Regions from separate parts of the Homo sapiens genome. Here region 2 is linked to region 1. A link is a loop called in an ENCODE intact Hi-C map of the cell type or tissue named here. Cell type or tissue: endothelial cell of umbilical vein. All regions are shown on one strand. Each heading gives the region's core, and the rest is flanking DNA. Links, peaks and the distances in the headings are about the cores only.

The links. A loop is a pair of places that touch in the nucleus more often than their neighbours do. Peaks named below come from ENCODE experiments on the same cell type or tissue, not always from the same donor. Only the 100,000 strongest peaks of a DNase experiment are listed, where the experiment ranks them.
Region 2: it touches region 1 in a loop (2.3-fold over the local background); 1 of 110 quality-filtered maps calls a loop at or near these places.

Annotation. Positions count from the first base shown.
Region 1 is chr10:31,001,865-31,009,508 of GRCh38, forward strand. The region is part of intron 1 of ZNF438 (zinc finger protein 438); the gene reads right to left. Among named protein-coding and RNA genes, the nearest start is that of ZNF438, 26 kb to the right of the region's middle. In endothelial cell of umbilical vein, for the core only: no CTCF peak of the experiment used is centred there; a DNase peak (open chromatin) is centred at 3,157; H3K27ac peaks cover 4,308 bases.
Region 2 is chr10:31,048,205-31,055,848 of GRCh38, forward strand. The region is part of intron 1 of LOC105376481 (a long non-coding RNA gene); the gene reads left to right. Among named protein-coding and RNA genes, the nearest start is that of ZNF438, 20 kb to the left of the region's middle. In endothelial cell of umbilical vein, for the core only: no CTCF peak of the experiment used is centred there; a DNase peak (open chromatin) is centred at 3,647; H3K27ac peaks cover 2,759 bases.

The DNA of each region.
Region 1 (7,644 bases), core at 846-5,845:
CCAGCCAAGTGGTAGGGACTGATTCATACACCCATGGCTGCAATACAGTGCCGAATGCAAATCAGAGTGCTCATTGGCAGGGCTGAGTAAGAAGGGATGCCCCCAGGATCTGAATGCTGCTCTCAAGAGATGGAAAGTCAACAGAAAGAAGAGGGGAAGGACTCATAAAGATGAGACGTAAGAATTTAAAATGGCACAGCATGTTCAGGGAAAGGCAGTGGCTGGGAGTAGCACAAGAAACACATAAGACTGAATGGGTCCATTTCCTTAAAGCCTCTCCAGAATTGTCAGTTATTTTAATTTTCAGTATTTTCGAAAGAATAGAAGAGATAACTCAAGGTTAACTTAAAAGGCATTTCTTTGATTACCAGTGACGGTAAACATAATCCCACCTTTTTATTAATCATTAACTGCTAAAATACTTTGTTTACTTATGTATTAAAACTTCTTCATTAAGTTCGAGAGAACTTCCTCTTCAGATATTATAGATATTCACCCTTAGTCACATTTGATACAAGCATTTCCTCCAGTGTGTTGTGTGATTTTTTTCATTGTAAATAAACCTTACATTTTATATGTTCAAAACTATTAGATCTTTTCCTTGGTGAGTTTTCCCTCTAATACTGAGTCATCAATCCTTCACAAATCTGAATATTGTTCTATTTTCTACTACTTTTCAAAAATACGATTAAAAAATATTTAGCTCTTGATACTAGCTAGACCTGATTTAAAAAACATGATGTGCATAAACATTCACATACAGGCCATTATCCTCCCTCTTCCAATCCTACTCCCACTCCCTTTGCTAAGATGGCTAGGGAATGCCCTTTCATCCAAACTCTTAATTCATTTTAATTCAGGTTCCCTTATATAACAATACGGAGAAGAGAGCAGCTAGAGCATGTGTCCTTTGCAGTGTCTTTAGAGATGGCCCTGAAATGGCTATGACCCCTACAAAAGAATTACAAAGTAGTATATTAAGGTACATAACATGGACAGAAAACATTTATGGGATGTATCAGCAATAAACATAGATGCTAATTTAAAGTACTAGTAGATACCTTCTAAGTCCCCAAACAAGTAATGCAGGTTTTCTTTAAGGGCCTGGAATGTATAGCCTTTTGACTAACTTCCTATTACAGAAGGCAGTTTTCAAATTAGCAAAGGGGGCTCAGTCCAGTGGTATACAGGTGAACACGTCTGACTCCCATGGGGAGTCTGGAAATGTGGGGAGGCATTTTTTAGATGTCACAATGAGAGAGCACACTATTGCAAGTCTTGAGATGTGTAGGGCAATCTTGTACAACAAAAACCTGTCCCATCCCAAATGCCGATAGCCACCTCACTTCAGCTAAGGGCCTTCCAGCCCAAGATGATGTGCTTCCTATATTTAATGAAGGAAACACTCCTGACTTCCAATTGTTCTATCTACCCTGCCACCCAGTACATGTTTTACCGTGGGAGGACCAGCCCTAAGTAAGATTGTGAGGTAGAACAGGTAGTATTGGATGTCTTGCTTACTCTTCCCGTTGGGTCCCTTGTTTTAAAACCCTGTTCTGGCCTGAATCCCTTCAAGTAACATCCCAGGAAGTTCTGGCTTGGAGGAACCCAGGAACTTGGCTACTGTCTTCTCATTCTGACCCACCAAAACCTGTTCCCTGCAAGTTCTTAGAAAACATCTGAAAAACAAAGCATACTCTGATACTAACCTCATGAAGGTACAAGTGCATTCTTCTCAGGGCTATTTGTGTTTAAGCACTAAACTAAAGATGCCACTCCTTATCATATGCCCTACTACCATCCTTATACAAGCTACTACCATTTTTCACTGTGATTACCACAGTAGCCTCTTAACTGGTCTTCCTGCTTTCAGTCTTCCAAGTCATAGTCTATGCTCAAGAAAGAGCTGATCTACGTGAGATCATGTCATTTCTTGGCCCAAAACTCTCTGGTGGCTCCCTAGTTTACTCCAAATAAAAGCCTCCAATGGCTTTTATTGGTACCTCCAATGCAAGATCATAAATAATCTAAAATCTGAAAATCTGGGGGGAGAGCATATATGGAAGAAAAAACAAGAGTCCATTTTGGTCACATTAAATTTGCAATGCCTAGGAGACATTCAAGTGGAGATGTCAGAAAGGTGTTATCCCCAGATCCTCAGAAGAGAACTTCAGGCTACATAAGTACTTCTCAATGGGGGGTGATTTTATGCACCCAGGAGACATCTGGCAATATCTGGAGACATTTTGATTGTCACAATAAGGGTAGAGGGAACTCTATTGGCAGTTAGAGCATAGAGGCCAGAGATGCTGCTAAGCATCCTACAATCCACAAGACATCCCCTGACACTGAAAAAATTTTCCAGCCCAAAATGTCAATAGTGCTGAAGATGACAAACTCTGGGCTAGAGATAATAAGACTTACACAAAAAGATTATATTTAACCAAAAGTACAAGATGAAAAACAAGAGAACTAAACCTTTCCTCTTTTAGATGTCAGGTAACACAGAAGACAGAAAATGGTCAACTAGAATGGGAGAAGGAAAACCAGGGAAGGGTTTGTCTCAAAGGCCAAGAGACAAGTGTTTCCAAAAGGAAGCAATGGTCAATTGTGGTCAACTGCATGGAAAACTGCTAAGACATCAAATAACACTGATAGGGGGTTAAAAGGTTTGAGAAGAATGAAGGCAGTATGCTGTGAGGAGTGAGGGAGTGAGATAATAGACACGTCGGAAGACTGCTGGACAATTTTAAGGCTGCTGAGCGTATCATTAAAGTGAAAAAACTGGCAGGTAGTTGAGCTCATCCAGTTCTGAGATTGGAGAGACCAAAGAGGTACAAAGGAATTGAAAGAATTTGCCGGAAAATAATTTGAATCAAAGCATCTAGGCTGGATAAGGAAGGAACTGGTAACAGAAAGGAAGTGATAAGTAGAAATGTGGGGGAGGGGGCTGGAAGTCATGATGAGTCATAAATACTTTTCCCACATCAATAAATAAACTTCCTATATGCTTTTAACTGTTTCATAATAACATAGCCTATTTCTTGATATTATTAAGCAAATGTGATTATTACTTTAATAAGTTACCAGAGATAACAAGTGTTGGTGATGGTGTGAAAAAGAGAAACCTCATACACTGTTGGTGGGAATGCAGATCAGTGCGGCCACTGTGAAAAACCATACAGAGGTTCCTAAGGAAATTAAAAATACAACTACCATATGACTCAGCAATTCCTCCAGTGGGTAGATATCCAAAGGAAATGAAATCACCATCTCATAAAGATACTTGCACTCCCATGTTCACTGTAGCATGAGCCAAGATTTAGAAACAATAATAGCCAAGATATTGAAACAACCAAAGTGTCTGTCAACAGATGAATGAACTGTGAGTTATGTGTGTGTACATATGTGTGTGTGTATATATATATGTACATGCACGTACGTAAATGGAATATTATTCAGCTTTAAAAAGGAGATCCTGCCATTTGCTACCACATGGATGAATGTGGAAGACATTATGCAGAGTGAAATAGGCAAGACACAGAAAATGCATGATTTCACTTATATGTGGAATCTTAAAAAAAGAAAAGAAAAAGAAAGTTGAATACTTAGAGAACAAAATGATGGTAAACAGGGGTGGACGGGGGAGAAAATGTGAAGATGTAGGTCAAAGGATACAAAGCTGCAGATACGCAGGATAAAGGGGTCTCGATGTCTAATGTATGACATGAGGACTATGGTTAATACTGTACTGTATTTGAGATTTTTGCTAAAAGAGATTTTCCTGCCACTAAAAAGAGTAACTATGTGAGATGACTGATGTTAATTTGCTTGACTGTAGTATCCACTTCACTGTGTGTATACATCAAAACATCATATACGTTAAATATATACAATAAAAAAATAGGTATTTACTATTTGAACAATGCTCATCATCCTATTTACTTTTCCTAAGTAGGATCAAATGGTATTTGTGGGAAAGATCATGTTATTGTGAAAGATATGCATATATGATAAATAACAGATCTGGGTTAAAATATCAGCTCTTTCATTTATTATGTTGTGACCTTGGACAACTTACTTAATCTCTCTGAGCCTAAATCTCTTCAGCTTATTAACAGATTGTGGTACACAGAATATTGCCTCCCTCAAAGGATGTCCATCCCTTATTCCCTGGAATCTCTGTCTACCCTATATTACATGGTATGATATTGTGAAATATATATCTGGTCTACATCCTCATTTCCTGGCACACAACTGCTAAAATCCTTAGAATCTCCAAAGTGATGTCTTTTGTATGCTAATGAGTGACTGATGGCTGGCAGTCCCTGGGTAGCTTCAGGATGGAGGCTGGACACTAGAAAGACCAAAGCTTGATTAGAGGGTTGGGACGTTCAGTGACACCCTCCAAGCTCTAGGAAGGGGAAAGGGTCTGAAAGTTAAGTTGATCACCAACAGCCAATGATTCAATCAATCATGCCTACCCAATGAAGCTTAAATAGAAACCCAAAAGGGCAGGGTTTGGAGAGCTTTCAAATAGCTGAACACATGGAGGTTCGCAAATGGTGGTACACCCAGGGAGGGCAAGGGAGTTCCTTGCCCCTTCCACATGCCTGGCCCTGTGCACCTCTCTATCTGCATCCTTTGTAATACCCTTTATAATAAACCAGTAGATGTGTTTTCCTAAGTTCTGTGAGCCCTCTAGTAAATTAAATGAACCCAAAGAGGTGGTTGTGGGAACCCCAATTTATAGCAGGTTGGTCAGAAGCACAGGTAGAGCCTCCTGAGACTTGCTGTGAGACTGAGGCCTGAAGATATGGGATCTGACACTCTCTCCAGGTGGTGTCAGCATTGAATTGAAGGCAACCCGAGTGGTGTCTGCTGCAAAATGTCTTGGTGTGGTTGGCGGGGGGCGGGGGGGGGAACTCCCACACGTGTGATTACAAAAGTCTTCTGTGTTGATTGCTGTTGGCTAATAGAAAAAAAAAAACCATTTTGAGTGTGTTTTTTCCACTCATTTGGTAAGGCGGAATGAAGGTTGCACACAGAATTAAGGCTGGTAATCAGTGGGCCTTAAAATAAGGAGAGTATCTGCATTATCCAGATGGGCCCAAAGTAATCACAAGGGTTCTTAAAGGGGAAAGCAGGGACAAAAGAATTAAAACCAGAAAAATGGCACTGTGAGAAAGATTTGCCCAGCCACTGCTGTCTCTGAAGATGCAAAGAGACTAAAAGTGAAGGAATGCAGGCAGCCTCCAGAAGCTGGAAAAGACAAGAAAATTGACCTCCCCTAAGCCTTCAGGGAGAAGGGAAGCCCTGCTAACAGGATGTCAGGTCCATTTTGGGCTCCTGACTTCCAGAATGTAAGATAAGAAATTTGTGTTGTTTTAAGTCACAAAGGTTTTTTTGGTGTTTTTTTTTTTTTTTTTTTTTTGGAGACAGAGTCTCACACTGTTGCCCTGGCTGAAGTGCAGTGGCGTGATCTCAGCTCACTGCAACCTCCACCTTCCAGGTTCAAGCGATTCTCCTGTCTCAGCCTCCTGAGTAGCTGGGATTACAGGTGCACGCCACCATGCCCTGCTAATTTTTGTATTTTTAGTTGAGACAGGGTTTCATCATGTTGGTCAGGCTGGTCTCCATCTCCTGACCTCGTGATCTGCCCGCCTTGGCCTCCCAAAGTGCTGGGATTACAGGCGTTAGCCACCGCGCCCGGCCAGATCTTTTGTTTTTTGTTTGTTTGTTTCATTTTATTTTACAGCAGCAATACAAAACTAATACACAGGTAAAATGAACTGTCTTCATAAGCTTTGTGTAGATTAACCAAGATAACATATATAAAGTACCTAACAGAGAGTGCCTAGTATATAGGAAGCATTTAAATAGCTATTAAGAGTGTTAGTTCTATTAATAGTAGAACACACTTAATAGCACTGAAACCAAATAGTCAGCAGAAAGAACACTGACTCAGTTCTAGAATTTACTCAATGCCATGACATAAGACATCTTACTTTGTCTCTGTAGGACTCAGCTCTCTCATAAAGCAAAATGAGGGGGGACTAGATGACTTCTGAAGTTTCTGCCAGCTCTAAAACTTTACGATTCTAAAATCTAATTTCTTAATGACACATTCACTTATTGCTAATTAACTGATTCAGAAAATCCTATTAAATATAAACAGTAGACAAAGCAGTTTTCATTTTATGTTTCAACATTTTCAATATTTTATATTGCTGAGTTACAGCCTTATAAAGTTGAGTCATGGCATAAAAATCACAAGCCTGCAAGCAAGGAAAAATATCTAAGTCATCCTGCTTTTATTTAATGGCCTTACAGTCAAATTGAAATAATAATAATAATATCTTTTCAAACAGCTCAAAGTATATTCCCACATATTACCTCACTTCTTCTTTTTTAACAGCTTCATTGAGGTATAATTCACATACCATGCAATTTACCCTTTTGAAATATACAATTCCATGGTTTTAGTATATTCAGAGTTGTGCCACAATCACCGCAACTTTAGAACATTTTTATCATCCCAAAATGAAACTCCCTATCCATTAGTAGTCATTCCCCATCTCCCTCCTCTAACCCTCTCAGCTCACAAATCTACTTTCTGTCCCTATGGATTGGCCTACCTTGCACATTTCACATAAATGGAATCATACAACATATAGCCTTTTATGTCTGATCCTTTCACTTAGCATGTTTTGTTATGTTATAGCATGTGTCAGTACTTTATTCCTTTATGCTTTTAATGCTGAATAATATTCCATTGTATGGATGTACCACATTTTGTTTATATATTCATCAGCTGATAGATATCTAGGTTGTTTCCGCTGTTTAGCTATTAGGAATAATGTTACTAGCATTTATGTATAAGTTTTTGTATGTAGGTATGTTTTCATTTCTCTTGCACAGATACCTAGGAGTGAAACTGCTAGGTAACATAGGGTAACACCTTTTGAAGAACTGCCAAGCTATTTCTAAAGTGGCTGCCCATTTTAAATTCCTACCAGCAATGTATGGAGCGTCCAATTACTCCACATCCTCACTAACACTTGTTATCTGCTTTTGATTACAGCTAACTAGTGGGCATGAAGTAGTATCTTATGTGGTTTTGATTTGCTTCTCTCTATGAGTGACAACGTTGAGCATCTTTTCGTGTGCTTATCAGCCATTCATAAATCTTCCTTAGAGAAATGTCTATTTAGATCCGTTGCCCATTTTAATGGGGTATTTTTGTCTTTTTAATATTGAGCTGCAAGAGTTCTTTATAAATGTGGATATAAGTCCGTTATCAGATATATAATTTGCAAGTATTTTCTCTTACCCTGTATACCTCATCTAACCTTAGTGCAGCTACTTGCACTAGATAGATTGTGTGTTGCTATCCCCATTTTGCAGACAGAATTGGCATGTGATTAAACAGACCTGATAACTGGCACTCTTTTAAAGAAAACGTACAGCTGTGCCTCTGCTTCCATTAATTTAAAAGAGCCATATACTGATAGCAATATTGTGACAACACGTCCAGGAAGGCTGCCTTGTTCAACTCAATAGATACAGGGAAGCTATCCTCTATCTATTATACAACCTAACAATATTTTCCACAGTTATACCAAGGATAGTTCATTCCTTCAC
Region 2 (7,644 bases), core at 1,414-6,413, 47 kb after region 1:
GATTACAGGTATGAGCCATCACGCCTGGCCCTTCAGTTTTTTTGAAATAGTTTTAGGATAATTGAGGTTAGCTCTTCTTTATAAATTTGGTACAATTCAGCAATGCAGCCATTGGTCCTGGACTTTGCTTTGTTGGGAGACTTTTTAATCACTGGTTCAATCTCATTACTTGTTATCAGTCTGCTCAGGTTTTCTATTTCTTCCTCATTCAATTTTGGTAGGTTGTATACATCCAGGAATTTATCCATTTCCTTTAGGTTTTCCAGTTTGTAGCACATGATTGTTCATAATAGTCTCTAATGATCTTTTGTATTTCTTTTTTTTTTTTTTTTTGAGACAGAGTCTTGCTGTGTCCCCCAAGCTGGAGTGCAATGAGGCAATCTCTGCTCACTGCAACCTCCGCTCACTGCAACCTCCGCCTCCCGGCTTCAGGTGATTCTCCTGCCTCAGCCTCCCAAGTAGCTGGGACTACAGGAGCCTGTCACCATGCCTGGCTTTTTTTTTTTTTTTTTTTTTTTTTTTTTTTTGTATTTTTAGTAGAGAGGGGTTTCACTATGTTGGCCAGGCTGGTCTCAAACTCCTGACCTCGTGATCCACCCGTCTCGGCCCCCCAAAGTGCTGGGATTACAGGTATGAGCCACCATGCCTGGCCGATCTTTTGTATTCCTGTGATAACTAGTTGTAATGTCTCTTTTTTTGTTTCTATTTTGTTTATTTGGGTCTTCTCTCTTTTTTCCTTGCAAACATCTTCTTTAATTTTAAAAAGTGTGGATTTTTAAAATTGCCAACTCTAGTATTTTTAAATATAACATAATTGATGTGAATGGTAAAACTTATATTTCTTAATAAACCTAATGAAAAAGAAAACAAAATTCCCCCAAGTTGCCATTTTAATTCCCTAAAATAGATGTTTGTGTCCCTTAGCAACCTGCAAACTATATGTATTTCTTTTTTCCTTGTCATTAAATCGTCATCCAAGAAAACCAATGATAAGAAGGATCTATACAGAGAAGAAAAGTAAAAACTGGGATTAAAAATATAGGATAGTAGGCCTGGCGTGGTCGCTCACGCCTGTAATCCCAGCACTTTGGGAGGACGAGGCAGGCGGAACACTTGAGGTCAGGAGTTCAAGACCAGCCTGGCCAACATGGTGAAACCCCATCTCTTCTAAAAATACACACACCCAAAAATTAGCCGGGCATGGTGGCGCATGCCTGTAGTCCCAGCTACTCGGGAGGCTAAGGCAGGAGAATGGCTTGAACCCAGGAAGTGGAGGTTGCAGTGAGCCAAGATCACACCACTGCACTCCAGCCTGGGTGACAGCAAGACTCCGTCTCAAAAAAAAAAAAAAAAAAAAAGGATAGTAATATAAACTATACCTAATATATAGGTATATATATACACACACACACACACACACGATATATATAGTTCTATACCCTCACTATATAGTTCTATACCCTCACTTACTTCTAAAGTTTAGATGAGTTTCATTAAAATTGCATGGTTTTCAGAACTTTTTGTAGATTTTTGACATCATCAGATGTATGATACACACACACACATTGAAACCACATAGGTGGAGGTACATAAACTGAAATGAACTGATAAAATATATTTTATGTTACTTTTAGGATATATAATAAACTCAAAAATAATGTTTTCTCAAATAATTACAACCCAGGCTTTGTAAAACTACTGTCTTCCAGTAATAATGATACATAGTAATCTTTCTTTATAATAAACATTACAGTTATAAACCTTAGGGTTGTAAGGAAGTTTAAAAACAAATATTTACATTTTTATTTTCAAAATAAGAAGTAAAATAATTCCCATTATTACTGTTTACATTACTGCTTCCAAGCATGCCTGAGGATATGAGAAAAATGTTCTTTGTTATCCTGATCATAAATGGCCAATTATTACCTCCCCAATCACATGAAATTAGAATCTGGAATTAAAACAACTACAAAAAACTACAAAAAACAAATAGAAAAAAAAAACCTTCAGAGTGCCCCATAAGCACTCTATTCCTTCCATTTTGATGGATTTTTCTTTTTAGTATCATTGGGACTGAAAACAATACTTGTCCTATACTGTTATTTCTAATATAAAATTTGGGTTTGCATATGGTTTCTCCCTTGTATTGTAAGATCCTTGGTAGTAGAGGATACATTTTTGCTTTTCTTATTTGTCTCCCAGTATTGTGCTGTGTTCACAGAAGGTCCTTAAAATACAATTTTTAAAACACACTGAAATAAATAAGAACATGTCTTGTCCTTAAACATAATTACAAAGACATATTGATAGCTACTTTGAAGGGAAGGACTCAAGCAAAGCTAAATTGTAAATAGTTGCCAATTCCTTTAGCTAGTGTCTTGAAAGGGCAACATGATAACCTTTGATGTCTAGTACAAGTCTTGAATCTGCAGGAGCAAAACCTTAGAAACCCTCAAGCCCCAAACCATGGAAATCCAATTTTGACTTAAATAAAAAGCATTCTGTTGAAAATGGTTTTATACGTTAAGAATCCTTGATGCATACCTTCTATTAATTTTTCTTTAATCTTTTGGAAAAAGAACTGATTTTGATATAATCTGTGTCATAAAACATAATACAGTAACTCTTAAGTATACAAAAGCAATTATTGCTGTTAACTAAATGGAGAATTTTAAAAATTCTGTGAAGAGACATTTAATGAAACAGGATCTACATTAATTTTAAAGATTTCCGAGTTCTGAAATGAACACATATGCCCAGAAAAACCTAATTGAACACCAAATTTATCTATCGTTAAGTATTTTTATTCCTTACAAATACTTTTAATGTATGAAATTAGAATTTTATGTTACAGAATAAATGCTAATTTTTTTAAAAGTCTTACTTTCATATCTATTACCTGTGTTTATTCATTCAACATGTATTATCAATCACGTGCTCTGTGCAAGATACTATAATATAGACTTTGTAAGAGAAAAATATCAGTAAGGCATTGACTTTTAATAATCTTTAAATTCAACAGAGGAGATCAGATAGGTAGAAAACAAGTAATAATAGTACAAGATAGAAAATTCTAAGTATAGTTCAATTTTAATTATGAATATAAGTTCTAAATAAATATTTAGTAATGCAAATTTGGCAACATTAACATTAATTATAAGTATAAACTGTATTTATAAGTGTATTTATAAACTGTATTTATAAGTGTATTTATAAACTGTATTTATAACTGTATTTATAAACTGTATAAACCTATATAGGTTTATTAAGGGAATATGTATACATACATATGTATACAGTTTTAGGACATATGTAGTAAGTACTACATATGTGTTATACTATTAGTTATGTATTCCAGGAATATAAGGATGAGTCAACATTATGAGATATATTTAGTTTATCATATTAACTATTAAGGGAGGAAAATATATGTATTTATAAATATACACAAGAAACACATTTGATAAACTTCAGCAGTGATTAGCCAAAAACTCAAAACCAGCAACCGTAATGTTAAAAGGCAAATACCTAAAGCAACTATTGTTAGAATCAGGAAATAGGTCGGAATACCTACTGTATTAGTCAAGGGTCAGTCAGGAAGCAGAAGCTACACCAGTTATTTTAGCAGAGAGAATTTAATCTAAAGAATTATTAACTAGGTATTAAATTGTTCATGAGGTAGCTAAAAGAGAACTTGAGATCACAGAAATAGGAACTGCAGAAAACTGCTACTGCTCTGTGATTGGGTGGGATCAAGAAAAGAGGTTGGATTTATTAAAGCTTAGGAGCTTGGAGAAGGGCTGTCTTGGAAATGAAGCTCAGACTTCTGAGTAGAAAGTGCTGATAGTATCTCCGGGGGAGATACGGCATTTAGAAATACTGTCAGTTGGGTTCACTTGTTGCTACAGGAAGGAACTGCTGCTGCCAAGATGAAGAAGCATTGGTGGGATGCCACTCATATGAAAAAGAGGCAAATAGGGAGCCCCCAAAAAAACATGCAGGAAGGAACAAGCCTCTTCCTCCTCCTTCAGCCTGTGAGCTCCGTGAAGCACCTCTATCAGCACAGTTTAATGGGAGCCAACTTGCAAAGCAAAAATAAGGTTTGAAGTTCTAGCCCAGGCATTACCAGCCCAGTAACAAAGGCTGGCTTTGGAAGTAAGACACAATAACTTAATAAATGGCATATTTACTATCATCGTTTTATTCAAAATAGTTTTGGGATTTAGGCTAACCCGGAAGGTTTAAAAAACCCAAAATAAACCATAATAATATAAATGCTTGGGAAAGGGGGCAATTCATTTTATTTGCAAAGACATTATTATACCTAGAAAACCCACAAAACTGTATTAGAACATGTTTTAAAATAAGAGAATTAGGTAAGGTGGCAAGATATAAGATAAATATACAAATATAATGTAATTTGTACTAGCTACAACTTTGTTGTGTATCAAAACAATCATACCACAGTGGCTTACAAGAGCAAACGTTTATTTCTCACTAACTTTACATGAGGGCTGATGGTTGGTGTTGGGAAACTCTCCTCCATATGTTACTCTTTTTCCTACACATCTTGCTGGGTGTGCTAAGCATGCAAGGGCCTAATCATTTCCTACCCAGCCTTTTCTCAGGGTTATGTTTACAACAAGCAACCTCGAGGGAGGAGGTGATTTTTACCTCTGGGACAAAGAGCTGGCTTGCTCACTACTTGCTATGAAATCATGGGAATTTAAGTTCTATATTCCTTTCCTGTAGCGCAACCCAGCATTTGTTCAGGCATCCATCTGGGCCTATTCACATCATCACTGAAAATGAAGACTCAGGGAACCAAAACAGACATGCTGACATTCTGACTACTGCTTTTGCTGTAATCAAGTGTTTTGTCTCTAACCCAAGTGTCTTCATTCAGCATCCATGAAACTGGCAAGTTAACATGTTGGCTTGAAAGTAAGGCGAAATATGAGACCCTTCCCAGTTCTTCACAGTTGGCTGCTACACTGCTTCATGCTGTGTAGGAGGTCAGTAGGAGGTCTGCTTCACAAGCTGTCTCATTCTGGGATCTAGACTGAAGAAGTAGCCCCTACCTGGACATTTCCATGTCATGGAGCAGAAGCTCAAGAGGCCAAAAGAAATCACAGAGCTGATTTAAAGTTTCTGTTTGGATGTACTTGTGTCACATCCACTCACATTCATTGGCCAAAACAAATCCCATGGCCAGCCCAAATTGGGGGAGGAAGCATGCTTCATCTCTGAAGGTATTGTAAATTATACCCAACATGCATGAATGTATAGTCCTCTAACCAAGGAGGGAGTAGTTAATGACAAATAATATAATTTACCATACTCACAAAAAGTAGTTAAATATAAATGGAAAATAAAGCCCTCTTCCCAACAGCCAAGAAAAAAAACTCTAAAAAAATTTAATAAAAAATTACAGTGTCTATATGCAAATCTTTTTTCTTGAAGAATATAAAGTAAACCTTAATAGATGAAAACTTATGCCATGTTACTGGATGGAAATATAGTATGATAAAAAACTTCTCTATTTTAATGCAAATTAAATCAGAATCTTAGTTTATGGTGTTCTTTAAAATGAAAATGAGTTATATATCCATCTATGGACCAGCTAGATCATCTATGAGAAACTGTTAAGTGATAAAGCAAGTTGCAAGAAAATGTGCAATATAATACCATTTTATTTTATAAGATAAAAACATTGCATGTTTGTGTGTATGTTAATGTAAGTATGAATACATTTATAGGTACATGAAGAATAGGGTAGATGGATAACTTGATTTACATCAGAGGGATTAGTTTGTAGAGAGGCTGGGGGAATGATTCTTTTTTCTTTATGTATCTTTATATTGTTTAACAATGGAGTTCAGTCCAACAGTAAATTTAAAAATCACACTTTGGGAGGCTGAGACGGGCTGATCACCTGAGGTCAGGAGTTCAAGACCAGTCTGGCCAACATGATGAAACCCCGTCTCTACAAAAATACAAAAATTAGTCTGGCATGATGGCGGGTGGCTGTAATCCCAGCTACTGGGGAGACTGAGGCGAAAGAACTGTTTGAACCTGGGAGGTGGAGGTTGCAGTAAGCTGAGATCGTGCCATTGCACTCCAGCCTGGGTGACAGAGCGAGACTCCATCTGAATAAACAACAACAACAAAAATCAGAGAATCATAAAAAATATTTTAAACCTAGCCTAAGTCTCTATTAGAAGGTAGCATCTTACTTTATTTTATTTTATTTTATTTTATTTTATTTTATTTTATTTTATTTTATTTTATTTTATTTTTTGAGACAGGGCCTCATTCTGTTACCCAGGCTGGAATGCAGTGGTGCAATCATAGTTCACTGCAGCCTCAAATTCCTGGATGCAAGCAATCCTCTTACCTAAGCCTCCCAAGTAGCTGGGACTACAGGCATGCATCACCATGCCTGGCTGTTTGTTAAAAAAAAAAGTTGTAGAGAGAGAATTTTGCTATGTTGCCCAGGTTGGTCTGGAACTCCTGGCTTCAAGTGATCCTCGCTCTTTGCCTCCCAAATTGTTGGGATTACAAATGTGAGCCAATGTATCCAGACTTAGTTTTTATTTTAGATTCAAGGAGCACATATGCAGGTTTGTTACATGGTATATTGCATGATATTGACGTTTGGGTTTCTAATGGGTGGCATATTTTAGACCTGTAACATATTTGTACTCATAGAATGAACAAATAATGTGCTTATAAGGTTCAGATATGAGAAGAAACCAGGCAGTCATGTAGCAACTGCCATTAGCAGCACTAATTACTCTTCAAAACCAGCTTGGCATTCTTGAAAATACCCCTCATTAATATTTTTCTTCTATAAGGCAGCTGAAGATGGCAGCCCAAACACACAAATCTGATGAGACTTACTTATATATCAAAGTTAGATCCAGGTATATTGCAAGCAACAGGGATTCAACTTCCTCAGTGTGTTTCATGTGAAGAAAACACCAGTCAAAGGAACTATGTAGCCCTCGCTTAGCTTTAATGCATTTAAATCCAATTTACATAAACCTTATTTTTATATGGGTAGGCTTTATTATTATAGAGTGCAATTCTCTGCATATATAATATTAATATGGGAACATATGCAGAAGATGTAATGGCTGTAAAGATTTTGTATAAAGTAGCTGTATTAGTCTGTTGTCACACTGCTATAAAGAACTATCTGAGACTGGGTAATTTATAAAGAAAAGTTTAATTGACTCACAGTTCTGCATGGCTAGGGAGGCCTCAGGAAACTTACAATCATGGCTGAAGGTGAAGGGGAAGCAAGGCACGTCTTACATGGCAGCAGGAGAGACAGAGTGAGGGGGGATGTTTCACACTTTAAAACCATCAGATCTCATGAGAACTAATTCACTATCACAAGAACAGCAAGGCAAGAATCTGCCCCCATGATCCCGAGAGGTAACAGCATGCTGGCAGCCCTCGCAGCCCTCACTCACTCTTGGCGCCTCCTCAGCCTTGGTGCCCACTCTGGCCACACTTAAGGAGCCCTTCAGCCCGCCGCTGCACTGTGGGAGCCCCTTTCTGGTCTGGCCAAGGCTGGAGCTGGCTCCCTCAGCTTGTGGGGAGGAGTGGAGGGAGAGGTGTGGGCGGGAACAGGCA